2 separate regions of the Homo sapiens genome follow, and region 1 is linked to region 2. A link is an interaction called in ENCODE POLR2A ChIA-PET data of the cell type or tissue named here. Cell type or tissue: HepG2. All regions are shown on one strand.

What was found. ChIA-PET counts read pairs that join two places held together with the same protein. Peaks named below come from ENCODE experiments on the same cell type or tissue, not always from the same donor. Only the 100,000 strongest peaks of a DNase experiment are listed, where the experiment ranks them.
Region 1: POLR2A ChIA-PET joins it to region 2 with 5 read pairs; 2 of 35 experiments call an interaction of 5 or more read pairs at or near these places.

What each region holds. Positions count from the first base shown.
Region 1 is chr16:31,153,750-31,156,249 of GRCh38, forward strand. No RefSeq gene overlaps it. Among named protein-coding and RNA genes, the nearest start is that of PRSS36, 4.9 kb to the left of the region's middle. In HepG2, no CTCF peak of the experiment used is centred here; no DNase peak of the experiment used is centred here; H3K27me3 peaks cover 714 bases.
Region 2 is chr16:31,370,905-31,373,404 of GRCh38, forward strand. ITGAX (integrin subunit alpha X) reads left to right here. Exons shown (of 30, transcript NM_000887.5): 15 at 180-310; 16 at 430-593; 17 at 726-880; 18 at 1,474-1,605; 19 at 1,693-1,766; 20 at 2,345-2,486. Among named protein-coding and RNA genes, the nearest start is that of ITGAX, 17 kb to the left of the region's middle. In HepG2, no CTCF peak of the experiment used is centred here; a DNase peak (open chromatin) is centred at 1,077; H3K27me3 peaks cover 848 bases.

The DNA of each region.
Region 1 (2,500 bases), 220 kb before region 2:
CAAGTGCAGTTTGCAAAAGCTGCCCAGGTGATTCTTATGGTTTCACCACTCTAAGATGCCCTTGATTGCAACTAGCAGCCAAGGTAAGGAGGGAAGCTCAAGCAGGAGTCTCTCTCTTCCAGGTTCAAGGACAGAAAATAAATTTCTCCTTGGAGGAGCCAGGTGTGCCGGTGCATGCCTGTAGTCCCTGCTACTCTGGAGGCTGAGGTGGGGGGATCCCTTGGGCCCAGGAGTTCGAGTCCATTCTGGTTGGGAGATCATGTCTCTTTACTTGGGTATAATAAAATCTTTCTTAACAACATCATGTGAAAAACAGCAAATAGTTTCATGAGGTTTTTTTTTTTTTTTTTTTTTTTTTTTTGAGATGATGTTTCGCTCTTTTTGCCCAGGTTGGAGTGCAATGGCATGATCACGGCTCACTGCAACCTCCACCTCCCAGGTTTAAGTGATTCTCCTGCCTCAGCCTCCCGGGTAGCTGGGATTACAGGAGCCCACCACCATGCCCTGCTAATTTTGTATTTTTAGTGGAGACGGGTTTCCACCATGTTGGCCAGGCTGGTCTCAAATTCCTGACCTAAGGTGATCTGCGTGCCTTGGCCTCACAAAGTGCTGGGATTACAAGCATGAACCACCATGCCCAGCCTTTTTTTTTTTTTAGAGATGGAGACTCACTCTGTCACCCAGGCTGGAGTGCAGTGGCATGGTCATAGCTCACTGCAGCCTCGAGCTCCTGGGCTCAATCGATTCTCCCATGTCAGTCTCCTGAGTAGCTGGGACTCCAGGCATGTGTCACCATGCCTAAGGTTGATTTTTATAGTGCTGCTTAATTTCAGCCTATGACACCATAAACAAACCACAGTCAATAAAATAAGGATATGTGGGTGGTGCCTCTGGGTAAGAAAGGTGATACATACGCAGTTCTCTACTGGTCTGACTAGTGGAGGGGGAAATGATAGGTGAACTAGTATATTAGTTTTCCATTGCTGATGTAACAAATTCCCATATACTCAGTGGATTAAAACAATACCAACTTATTATGTTACAATTTCAAAGATTAGAAGTCTGGCACGGGGCCGGGTGTGGTGGCTCACGTCTGTAATCCATCCCAGCACTTTGGGAGGCTGAGGTGGGCAGATCACTTGAGGTCAGGAGTTCGAGACCAGCCTCGCCAACACAGTGAAACCCCGTCTCTACTAAAATTACAAAACTTAGGCACGTCTCTACTAAAAATACAAAAAATTAGCCGGGCATGGTGGCAGGCGCCTGTAATCTCAGCTACTCGGGAGGCTGAGGCAGGAGAATCGCTTGAACCTGGGAGGCGGAGGTTGCAATGAGCTGAGATCACACCACTGCACTGCAGCTTGGGCGACAGAGTGAGACTCCGTCTCAAAAAAAAAAAAAAAAAAAAAGACCAGGCGCAGTGGCTCATGCCTTGTAATCCCAGCACTTTGGGAGGCTGAGGCGAGAGCATCACTTGAGCTCAGGAGCTTGAGACCAGCCTGGAAAACATAGTGAAAACTTCATCTCTATTCCTAAAAATAAAAATTAAGAAAAGATAACTGGCAGAATAGACGAAAGCTAAACATATGCCTGTATTTTGACCCAACAATCAAGATCCTAGGTATAGACCTAAGAGAAATGAGGGTGCCATAAGGCATATGCAGAGCATGGCACTCATAGAAGGTCTAGATACAAGAGCCAAGATCCAGAACATAAATGTCCGGCCCCAGGAAAATTGATAAATTGTGGCATAGTCATACACTGAAATACTATGCAGCAATAAAAAAGAATGAATTACTGATATCTGCAACAACATGGATGAATCTTACAGATTTTTTTTTCAACAAATATGTGTCATATTGCATGATTCCAATTATATGCAATTTAGGAACAAGCATAACTAATCCCCAGTGGTAGAAGTCAGAATAGTGGCCGGACACGGTGGCTCACACCTGTAATCCCAGCACTTTGGGAGGCTGAGGCAGGCGGATCACTTGAGGTCAGGAGTTCAAGACCAGCCTAGCCAACACAGTGAAACCCTGTCTCTACTAAAACACAAAAATTAGCCGGGTGTGGTGGCACATGCCTGTAATCCCAGCTACTCAGGAAGCTGAAGCAGAAGAATCGCTTGAACCTGGGAAGCGGAGGTTGCAGTGAGCCGAGATAGCACCACTGCACTCCAGCCTGGGTGACAGAGCAAGATTCCATCTCAAAAAAAAAAAAAAAAAAAAAAAGGAATCAGAATAGTGGTTGCTTCTGGTGGAAGTATTATATTATGTGGGAAGGAGCACAGAGAAACTTGCTAGAGTGCAAGAAAGTTCTAGATCTTGATGTAGGTGTGTATATACACAGGAATATACACATGCAGAGTTTCACTGAGCCGTACCCTTAAGATCAGGACTCTCTATGAACTTAGCTAGAGATGCTGAGGTGGGAGGATCTCTTGAGCCCAGGAGTTTTGAGACTAGCTTGGGCAGCATAATGAGACCCCATCTCTAAA
Region 2 (2,500 bases):
TCTTAGCAATCATCTCCCAACTCCTACCTCCTCTTTTCAGGTTCTTCTTGGTGACATCTGTTCACAACTCACCCCTTCTCTCCCTTTCCGATGGTCCTACCTCCATATTCCCCTTGTTACTTATTTCCAACTTCTTCCCCTACTTTCCATCTTGATTCACCCTTCTCTCCTCTGGCCAGCGGATCGCGGGCTCCCAGCTCTCCTCCAGGCTGCAGTATTTTGGGCAGGCACTGAGCGGGGGTCAAGACCTCACCCAGGATGGACTGGTGGACCTGGCTGTGGGGGCCCGGGGCCAGGTGCTCCTGCTCAGGTGAGAGCAGCCTTTCTCAGAGGCTCCCCAGGTGGTCCTAGGTTCAGATGGGGGTGCCCACCCCACGTGGTGCTCCCAGGAGCCGACGGCCTGTCCTCAGCTCGGTGCTCTGCCCGCAGGACCAGACCTGTGCTCTGGGTGGGGGTGAGCATGCAGTTCATACCTGCCGAGATCCCCAGGTCTGCGTTTGAGTGTCGGGAGCAGGTGGTCTCTGAGCAGACCCTGGTACAGTCCAACATCTGCCTTTACATTGACAAACGTTCTAAGAACCTGCTTGGGAGCCGTGAGTCCCCTCCCCTCCAACCCAGGACACCCTGACCTCTGGAGTCCCCCATCCCAGGCCCCTGTCTCCCACCCTGCTCATTGTCCACCCAAGGAGTTCCTGTCTCAACGCCGTCCCTGCGACCGCCTACAGGTGACCTCCAAAGCTCTGTGACCTTGGACCTGGCCCTCGACCCTGGCCGCCTGAGTCCCCGTGCCACCTTCCAGGAAACAAAGAACCGGAGTCTGAGCCGAGTCCGAGTCCTCGGGCTGAAGGCACACTGTGAAAACTTCAACCTGCTGCTCCCGGTGCGTCTGGGCATGAACGTGGGTGGCGGCCGCGCTGGGGCTGGCAGAAGGCAGGGCAGGGAGAGAACAGGCTGTGTTCCGGCCTCCCTGTGGCTCAGCCCAGCACAGGACCAGCCATGCAGGACGTGCTTACTGCACGTTAGCCAGTGAGTGAGTGAGCGAGCAAACAAGTGATGAGATCGGCTGCAATTTCCAGGGGCCACACGATTGGATTTCAGGAAAGAGAATTGGGCAACCTGAGAGAGCTCTGGGGCTTCCGGCTGGGCTTTTTTTCAGGCATTCACTGGACAGGGGTTTATCGAGCTGCTCCTGGGAGACAGGCCTTGCCCTGGGGGCCAGGGGCATAGGTGGCCAAAACAGTCATTGCTGATCGGGAGGTCTGGGGGGGGGGAGGAAAAAAACAAAGACAAACAAGGGGAGAGAACAGAGAGGGTGTCAGGGAGGCCTCCTGAAGGCGGTGACGCTGAGCAGGCTCTGGAGGAAGCTGAAGCCGCGCGGGAGCTGGGCAGAGGCAGGATAAGAACTGCGGATGAGGCCGAGCGCAGCTCTTACCCTCCCCTTACCCTCCGCTCCCCGCGACGCCCGTCCCCCAGAGCTGCGTGGAGGACTCTGTGACCCCCATTACCTTGCGTCTGAACTTCACGCTGGTGGGCAAGCCCCTCCTTGCCTTCAGAAACCTGCGGCCTATGCTGGCCGCCGATGCTCAGAGATACTTCACGGCCTCCGTGAGTCCTGGCACTGGGTCTCCCAGAGAGGGTGCACAGCGTGGGGCCTGGGTCTCGGAGAAAACCCCCCGTTGCCTTCCCACGCAGCTACCCTTTGAGAAGAACTGTGGAGCCGACCATATCTGCCAGGACAATCTCGGCATCTCCTTCAGCTTCCCAGGGTGAGCGCCCCCACCTTAGACCTGCCCTACTGCCCCAGCCTCCTTCCTGGAATCTGGGACTCCTGCCTCTGGCTCTCCCTAACATTGTCTCATCCTATAGTCAAAACCCAGGTGTCTTGGCTGGGCACAGTGGCTCACGCCTGTAATCCCAGCACTTTGGGAGGCCGAGGTGGGAGGATCTTTTGAGGCCAGGAGTTAGGGATCAGCCTGGGCAACAGAGCGAGATCCCATTTCCACAAAAACAAAACAACAACAACAACAACAACAACAACATCACTTGAGTGTGGTAGAGCATGCCTATAGTCCCAGCTACTTGGGAGGCTGAAGCTTAAGGATTGCTTGAGCTCTGGAGTTGGAGGCTGCAGTGAGCCATAATCACACCACTGCACTCCAGCCTGGGTGAAAGAGCAGGACTCTGTCTCTTAAAAAAAAAGAAGAAGAAGAAGAAGAAGAAGAAGAAGAACCCAGGGGTCCGTCCCCTGTCTATCTCCCAAATCCCCACCCACCCCATTTTATCCCAGACCATTTCTAGCCTCAGTCACAGAATCATCTTCTCCTTTCCTTCACCTGATACCCAGCTTGAAGTCCCTGCTGGTGGGGAGTAACCTGGAGCTGAACGCAGAAGTGATGGTGTGGAATGACGGGGAAGACTCCTACGGAACCACCATCACCTTCTCCCACCCCGCAGGACTGTCCTACCGCTACGTGGCAGAGGGCCAGGTGCACCCTCTGGG